3 separate regions of the Homo sapiens genome follow, and all the other regions are linked to region 3. A link is a contact called in ENCODE Hi-C or POLR2A ChIA-PET data. All regions are on one chromosome and are shown on one strand. Each heading gives the region's core, a stretch centred on a gene start or an enhancer-like site at or near the end of the contact. The rest is flanking DNA. Distances are from core to core; before and after follow the strand shown. Region 1 overlaps LARGE1 (LARGE xylosyl- and glucuronyltransferase 1). Region 2 overlaps LARGE1 (LARGE xylosyl- and glucuronyltransferase 1). Region 3 overlaps LARGE1 (LARGE xylosyl- and glucuronyltransferase 1).

Region 1 (2,700 bases), core at 72-2,571, 540 kb after region 3:
CCAGACCCTTCTAGAAACTGACTTTCTCAGCACTGATCTCCCATAAAATTCTGTACCCAAGCTCTGTCAAGATATTAATATTGGCCAGGTGCAGTGGCTAACACCTGTCACCCAGCATTTTAGGAGGCTGAGGTGGGAGAATTGCTTGAACCCAGGAATTCGAGACCAGCCTGAGCAATATAGTGAGACCCCATCTCTACAAAAAATTTCAAAAATTGGCCAGGCGCGGTGGCTCACGCGTGTAATCCCAGCACTTTGGGAGGCCGAGGCCGGTGAATCACGAGGTCAGAAGATCGAGACCATCCTGGCCAACATGGTGAAACCCCATCTCTACTGAAATACCATAAATTAGCTGGGCATGGTGGTGCATGCCTGTAGTCCCAGCTACTAGGGAGGCTGAGGCAGGGGAATCGCTTGAACCCCGGAAGGCAGAGGTTGCAGTGAGCTGACATCGCACCACTGCACTCCAGCCTGGCAACAGAGTGAGACTCCATCTCCAAAAAAAAGAAAAAAAATTGCTGAGCATTGTGGAACATGCCTGTTGTTTCAGCGACTTGGGAGGTTGAGACAGGATGATCTCCTGAGCCCAGGCAGCTGAAGCTAGAGTGAGCCATGATTGTGCCACTGCACTCCATCCTGAACAGCAGGGCAACACCCTATCTCAAAAAAACACATTTGTTAATTACTTAAGAATGATGACAGTTACAAGTTACTGAGCCCTTACCATGTGCCAGAAACCCTGCCAGCTGCACTCAGTCTGTCATTACCTCTGTTCTTCACACTGCTCTTTAAGGTAACTACCATTACAGGTGACCAAACTGAGGCCCCAGAGAAGTTAAATGTTAGCATTAGAGGAGGAGGAAAGCAGCCTTCCTCCATGCCAGCCTGCTCACTCTGTCGAAGGGGCCAGGTTACTCCCAAACCCCCAGGGTACCAGAGCAGGCCGACTGGCAGCCCTCGGCTTGTACCCCCAAACACTGATTTATATCACCTTTTTTGGGGTTCTATTTGGTTACCAAAAAAAGTTCAGCATGTTAGCTCTTTGAGCAGTTGCTTAGCAACCAGCTAATATTACAGCCAAAACAAACAGATCAATTGGAAAATAATGGAATAAGCTGTACGCATGGACAATAGCTGCAGAGTTTTACTAAAATCTCCTTCCAGCCCCTTCATCTACTTTTTCTGAAGAATGAGCTCCTGGATGTACAGCTTTCACTTTTGATCTCAGAAATGTCAGGCGAAAGTCAGCGGGGCATGGCAGAGGTTGCGCAGACTTGCCTTTGAAGCCAGGTTCCACAACACTAATCAAGTGTGTGAGTTGGGGCTGCTTGCTTCATCTCCTCATTCTTTCACTTCCTCAGTTAATATAGGAGCTAATGATAGCCTCCTGTGGGGCTATGGCGGGTGCCCAGCAGGAGTTCATTTTCTGCCCCTTGGCCTATTCAGTATTGGACTTCTGTGCTAGGCCCCTGCCCCAACCCAACCCCCGCCATTGCAAACTCTGCCACCTTCTGTGCAGCCTGGGTAGCTTCATGTGACCATCTCAATTTTTTTGCTTTCTGAAAATGAGAAACTATATATTGATACTACTCATTCTTTCAAAAACTGTGTAGTGAGCATGTACTATGTGTCAGGCAGTATGCTACATTGTAGGTGATGTTGCTGTCCCTGGGGGTCATTCAGACCTGCGTTTCAGTGCAGAGGACTCTCCCTCCCCTTTCCCTTCCCTCTTTTCCCCTCCCCTCCACTCCTTTCCTTCCCTTCCTTTCTTTCTCTCTCTCTTTCTTTCTTTTTCTCTCTTTTCTCATTTTCTCTCTTTAATTCATTTCTTTCCATACTGCTTCCTCTCTCTCTCTCACTCTGTTGCTCAGGCTGGAGTGGAATGGTGCAATCATGGCTCACCGCAACCTCAACCTCCCCAGGCTCAAGCGATGCTCCCACTTTAGTCTCCCCAGTAGCTGGGATTATAGGCATGCGCCACCATGCTGGGCCAATTTTTTTTTTACCATTTGTAAAGACAGGGTTTCGCTATGTTGCCCAGGCTGGTCTTGAACTCCTAGTCTCAAGTGATCCGCCCACCCAGGCCTCCCAAAGTGCTGGGATTACAGGCAAGAGCCACTGCTTCCCGCGTCTCTCTCTCTCTCTTTCCTTTTTTCTTTCTTTCCATCTTTCCTTTTTCTTTTCTTTTTTCTTTTCTTTCTTCTTTCTTTCCTTTACTTCTCTTTAGACACAGGGTCTTGCTCTGTCACCCAGGCTGGAGTGCAGTGGTGCAATCATAGCTTACTGCAGCCTCAAACTCCTGGGCTCAAGCAATCTTCCTGCCTCAGCCTCCCAAGTAGCTGGGACTACAGTTGTACACCACCTTGCCCAGCTAATTTTTTAATTTCCTTTTAGAAAAATAAACATAACCCAGACCCTATTGTCCAGGCTAGTCTCAAACTCCTGGGCTCAAGCAGTGCTCCTGCCTCAGCCTCCCACAACCCTAGGATTACAGGCGTGAGCCACCATGGCTGACTGATGCTGAGTACTCTTTATTTAGAATTTATTTGACCTTGGGAAAGGCACTTAACTTCTCTAACTTGTTTTATCTGTGAAGTGGGAATCATACTGCTTTTTCCTCTTCCCCAGTTCTTAAGGAACTGAGAAGATAAGAGCTAACAGTATTTGCAGAGCACCCAGGAATGCCCGAAACATTCTTTG
Region 2 (2,700 bases), core at 187-2,686, 570 kb after region 3:
TTGCCTGAAGTTAGATCCCACTCTGTCTCTAACTCAAACCATCTTCAAGTTTTCCATTCCGCATCTTTCTCAACACTGGAGCCAGATGTTGTCTTCTACCAGATGTGGGCTAGGAGGGTAAATCCTGGTAATCAATTGTAAAGGGAACATCCCATCCTTGGGCCTGGTAGTCATGTGGGACCCTATAGCAATCCGGTTTGTGAGATCACTCACGATGTTACATGCTCAAGTGGATGTTACACGGAAATTTATACAAGAATTAGGAAAATTACCATTAGGACTAATTTTTGCATAGATCTAGCTAGGCTTATGTATGTATGTAAATATATATGTAGACAGAGCATACAAGTATATAGCCTATATACAAAGCATTTATAAATAAAAAGTGACATATATGTATAAAGCAGAACAAAAATTTTGAAAGTACATGTCAAAGTCCAATTTGTTCAGTGGTGTGCCAGGCCAGCTTCTACATGCTCACAAGGCCTTTTTGGGCATATTTCCAGTTTCCACGTTCAGTGATTCCTCTGTCCCCATCCCCAAGAGCTAGTTGTTAAATATTTACCAGCAGCATATCATTGACTTTCTCTCTCCCCTGTGTACACACAAGCACACACAGACAGATACACAGATACAGAGGCACTCACTAATTTCTCCTCCTTCCCTAGAGAGGACCACTGTTAGGAGATGTACACATACCGATACAGGTTTTGAATTAATCATTACCAGCTACTTGAGCCAAGTGAAAACCTGATGGTAGCACTGGTTCCTCAATGTTAAAAATCCATTTTTAATTCCCTAAAGCCTTTTTATTTTTAAAATTTTGCTTGGCCCCTGACTCATGCCCAGCCACCTTGCTTTCACTTGCATTTTTATGGGCGTAGCTGGTGACCATGTAATTTGTCATCTAAATCGGGTCACTTCTGAGAATGAAAGGTGCTAATTATTTTTACACAATAGGCATAAACTAGAAGATGATGTACCTTCACGTACAGTGAATTTATTAAGGCCAGAAACTGATACTTCACACCAACAGGAGAAAATCCTATTTCCCCAAAGACAGGTGCCTTACACTGTAAGCCAATCTCACTGAAGGCTGGAGCTCAGACATTGGCGGATGCCCAACTTCAACAGAGAGGCTGCCAACCCAATGGAGGCTGAGGTCCGCAGAGCCAGCAGCCTGCATTCCCAGAACTTACACTGGGAGCAGCAGTTCACTGCCAGCCCCAGCTTATGTGTGGGGAGCTGTAGCCATTTGGGCAGAGGTAATTGCAAAAGATGTTGATTTCTTTGCATCAATTCCCTGGGGGGTAAAACAGGCCTTTAAATGTGTCACACAGATGTTTTCATGCTTAAATAAGCCAATACTAATCTTGGCTTTCAGTTGAGAGGAAGGACAAGGTTCCCTCATTTGGTCCCCTTAACAGTCAGTGTGGAGGGGAACTGAGATGTTTTCAGTAACCACTATGTGCAGAAGCCTTTGGCAGGCATGAGTTCACCGAACCCTTGGAGCAAAACTGCAAAGTGGATATTAACATTTCTACTTGGGGAACCTGAATGCATTCTGTGTAATTAAGTAACTCCTCCAAATTCACATGGTTAATATATGGCAGACCTAGAATTTAAATCAAATCCTACTTCTTTGAATCCAAAGGCACATAACCTGCAATGCTACTTCCTTTCCCAATAAGAAGGAAACAGATATGAAACAGTGACAGACAAGAGAATTTGAACCTATGTAGGAAGATTCTTGGATTTCTAGTCTTCTTCCTTCAACATCCATCCAATAACACACACAGTCCAGACAGCAATCTCCTAAAATATGCCAAATCTTGCTATGCTCATGGACTTCCTGAAAATTAATTTGAAATAGACCTGGGTGATCTATAATCATATTCAGACAGCTGGGTTCCACTCTAGGGGATAGTAATTGATTCTCTGAATGCTTCTCCTGGGTTGTTTCTTAGATTACATGGCTCAGGTAGAGACACTAAGTTTTAAGCTCTCCCTTGTACCCTGACTTAGCATGCTGCTTCAGAGTGATCTCTCTGAATGTGTTGAGCTGATTTACAGAGCACATATTTGCTGAGTTGACTAATAGCCTCTTTGTGCCCCATCATGAAAGGACAGACCCTACTTTAATTCTGTTCCTTTCAAAGACTCTACTGTCTTTGAGTTAAGGCTTCATTTGTGGTCACCAGGCCTTTAGGGAGCTCTGTGTTAGTGAAAGAAATGTGATTCAAATCCCCTCTCAGACACAGCTCCTTCACACTCTTGGTAGAGATAATAAGAACTACCCTTTATTGAACCAAGACTTCTATGGTAGTTGGCAATGATGGATCCTCACAGCTATGTTATAAAATAAGGGAGGTATTATTATCCCCATTATTTAGCTAATAAAACTAGCTCCCAGAGAAATTAATGTGACTTGCCCAAGACCACACAGGCTGCTAATGGAATGCCAGAATTTGAACCAAAATCTGGCTGGCTTCAAAAACCCCTGTCTTTCCACTAAAATGTGCTACTGCCTTCCCATACAATACTGAAATCAGCTTAGCTGCGAGGCTTGTACAGTCGTATCTTCATGTACTTCATATACTTCGTTTTCCTCATTTTTTTTAACCCTAAGGGTTTATTATTCAGCTTAGTGCCATTCAAGTTTATGAAATGTCACTTATCTGCCATATGCATTCTAAGAGG
Region 3 (2,751 bases), core at 61-2,560:
CAGCTTCACAGAAGAGATAAAGCCTGGGTTGGGTTGTGAGGATGAAAAGGATGTCTTCCAGGAAGGCTAGGAGTATGGAAATCCAGGGCCACGTGAACAACATAGACAGGACCCCCCCAGAGGAACAAAACAGATGCCCTGTTTGGAGAACTGTAGGTGTTGTGGTTTTTTTGTTTTGTTTTGTTTTGTTTTGTTTTGTTTTGTTTTGTTTTGTTTGTGCTAGAATGGGAAATGTGAGTGAGAGAGAGCAACAGGTAAAATGCTGGAGACATTCTCAAGAGTAACATCCCAGCTGCCCTCTAGATCAGTAGCCATTAGCGGCATGTGGCTACTTTAAATGAGTTGAAATGAAATAAAATTAAAAATACAGTTCCTTAGTCTCAATAGCCACCTGCAGCTAGTGGCCACCATATTTTAGAGCACAGATGTAGAAAATATACATCATGACTGTTGGGCAGTGCTGGGCTGAATGTTTCCTTATTTGGCTCACATCTGTCAAGCTGCACCTGGTGTTTCGTGACACCTGCACGCGTCAGGTTTTGGAGTGGCTTGCTTCGTTTTGGTAGAAGAGCCTGTACTGGCTGCTCAGGGCCACAGTGGATGTGCCAGAGAGATTGAATGTATAGTTAGAAGCAATGTACAATTGCTCAAGATATGAATATTAGTAACTTTGTTTTATTTTTTAGCACTGCTCAGATGAATATATAAAAATCCGAAGAAATATGTTATTTCCCCTCTAAGCCAGCAGAGCTACTAGTTTTATTAAGCAGACAATGGCAAATCTATTTTTAATTTAATTTTTTATTAAAAAATGCCCTACTGCTTGAGATTCTAATCTCTAGCTGAATAGTAAGTGTCATTTTCGAGTTGCGAATCGCCAGAGCAACAGCGTGCGTCGAAGGCACTTAATAAATAGGATTCGGTGCTTTACGTCCGTGTAGAGACAAAAATAGATCAAAAAGCTTTTCGATTTTACTTTTGAGTACAGTGTTCTGACTTTCTAGATGGTAAGGAACCATTTAGAACTATAAAGGGATTTCGATTTCGATAACAGTAACTGTGTTTAATGTTACAAACTTTCTATTTTGTAAGTGGCTTTCTTTGAAGTCCTGTTGGCAGTTTGTTAAATATTTTAGACTGTTATTTGTGACCAAGAGGTTCAGTTTGGAGGACTTTTTGTGATTCACCCGTGTGCTTTAAAATAATTTGCCACTATTTTTGGAGTACTCGGTCCCAGGAGATTTGTGCATGAGTCCTGATTTTGTCTCTTAGTAGCAGTGTGACTCAGGGCAAGTCACATAGCCTGTGCTGAGGATCTCTTGGCTTTCTGACTTTGTATTTATTCACCCTGCTTAGTTTTCCCAGGGAGACCCACACTCACACCCACCCTTTAGCCCATGGACTTTGGTGGAGATGATATTGTGCAGGGCTTCAGGGGGAGACATAGGACTCAGATTATTCCTAATACTGGCTTATAGTAATTGGCTTAGAGGTGGTTTCATGACCTAGTTGGAGCCCACAAGATGTGATGAGGCTTTTGTTGGGGCTGTTGAGAGGTATGTGTGTTCTTTCCCACTGGCCTTGAACTCAGAGGTTGGAGCTGCGGATATTGTAGCTACATCCAACCTAGTAGCTGTCTTGCTACTGCATGGCATCTGAGTATGAAGTCCGTGTGGATGAGAGCAGAGCTGAGGTGGAGAGGGACCAGGCCATCTCCTGGACCCAGATCAAACCTTGCCACAGGGTAGATTCACCTCTGGACCTTACAGATTGTGAACTATTCAGTCCTTTATTTTGCCTGCATTAGTTTGAGTTGGATTTTCTGTCACTTTCATTGGAAAGCTCCCTCAAAAACTCTGAAACATTTTTTGTACATTTGTAAGAGGAAAAAAAAATGAGAGTAACAGAACAGACGCACCTTGGCTTAGCATAGATTGCATCCTGCTAAACCCATCGTAAGTTGAAAATATCAAGTTCAAAATTTGCGTTTAATACATTTAACCTACATTACAGCATAGTTTAGCTTAGCCTGCCTTAAACATGCTCACTTTCATTGGCCTGTATTTGGGCAAAATCATGCAACCTAAGCCTAGGTATATTAAATACTGTACTGAAAATGAAAAACAGAATGGTTATATGGGTACTCAAGTATAGTTTCTATTGAATGCATATTGCTTTTGCATCATCATAAAGCTGGAAAGTCATCCAGGTGCAGTGGCTCACGCCTGTAATCCCAGCACTTTGGGAGGCTGAGGCGGGTGGATCACTTGAGCCCAGGAGTTCGAGACCAGCCTGGGCAACGTGACGAAACCTTGTCTGTATAAAAACTAGAAAAATTAGATGGTCATGGTAGCATGTGCCTGGGGAGTTTAGGCTGCAGTGAGCCGTGATCACGCCACTGTGCTCCAGCCTGGGTGACTGAGCGAGACCCTTTCCCAGAAAAAAAAAAAGCTGAAAAATCTAAGTCGAATTATCCTAAATCGGGGACTGTCTGTACTTACCTTATATCTAGGGTTGCTGTAAAGATGAAGGAGGGCAATAGATCCAATAGTACTTTAAAAGTGGTAAAATACTAGATATTTGCAAGAAAAGATGCTAGAACCTTTCACACCAAATTTTGACTGTGTGAGAAATAAATCAACAATGTAGTTTCACAGCTCCAAGCTAATAGAGATTAAACTATATTACTCTCAGTATTTTGCCAAAGTGAGTTGGTCTTCAAAAATAGTTTTAAAAGAATGTATGTATAAA

Evidence for each region. Hi-C counts contacts between places; a loop is a spot of excess contacts on that map. ChIA-PET counts read pairs that join two places held with the same protein, here RNA polymerase II (POLR2A). Pooled maps may share reads with other maps.
Region 1: a map of OCI-LY7 shows a loop between it and region 3 (6-fold over the local background). The contact joins two enhancer-like sites. A Hi-C loop is called at or near these places in 1 of 168 maps with a recorded cell type or tissue (OCI-LY7), 8 of 37 single-sample maps with no recorded cell type and 5 of 50 pooled maps. POLR2A ChIA-PET finds 5 or more read pairs at or near these places in 2 of 52 experiments (BJ and OCI-LY7).
Region 2: a map of OCI-LY7 shows a loop between it and region 3 (9-fold over the local background). The contact joins two enhancer-like sites. A Hi-C loop is called at or near these places in 1 of 168 maps with a recorded cell type or tissue (OCI-LY7), 2 of 37 single-sample maps with no recorded cell type and 4 of 50 pooled maps.

The regions. Positions count from the first base shown.
Region 1 is chr22:33,298,357-33,301,056 of GRCh38, reverse strand. The region is part of intron 12 of LARGE1 (LARGE xylosyl- and glucuronyltransferase 1); the gene reads left to right. Among named protein-coding and RNA genes, the nearest start is that of LARGE1-AS2, 140 kb to the right of the region's middle. RefSeq lists enhancers at 795-1,164, 1,175-1,224. Within about 2 kb of position 1,321, at least 5 of the 41 ENCODE cell types and tissues checked have a DNase peak (open chromatin) inside an H3K27ac peak, as active enhancers do; they include OCI-LY7, where a contact is called at or near this core.
Region 2 is chr22:33,270,232-33,272,931 of GRCh38, reverse strand. LARGE1 (LARGE xylosyl- and glucuronyltransferase 1) reads left to right here. Exons shown (of 15, transcript NM_133642.5): 15 at 1-423. Among named protein-coding and RNA genes, the nearest start is that of LARGE1-AS2, 110 kb to the right of the region's middle. Within about 2 kb of position 1,436, at least 9 of the 41 ENCODE cell types and tissues checked have a DNase peak (open chromatin) inside an H3K27ac peak, as active enhancers do; they include OCI-LY7, where a contact is called at or near this core.
Region 3 is chr22:33,840,375-33,843,125 of GRCh38, reverse strand. The region is part of intron 1 of LARGE1 (LARGE xylosyl- and glucuronyltransferase 1); the gene reads left to right. Among named protein-coding and RNA genes, the nearest start is that of LARGE1, 79 kb to the left of the region's middle. RefSeq lists an enhancer at 1,166-1,225. Within about 2 kb of position 1,310, at least 3 of the 41 ENCODE cell types and tissues checked have a DNase peak (open chromatin) inside an H3K27ac peak, as active enhancers do; they include OCI-LY7, where a contact is called at or near this core.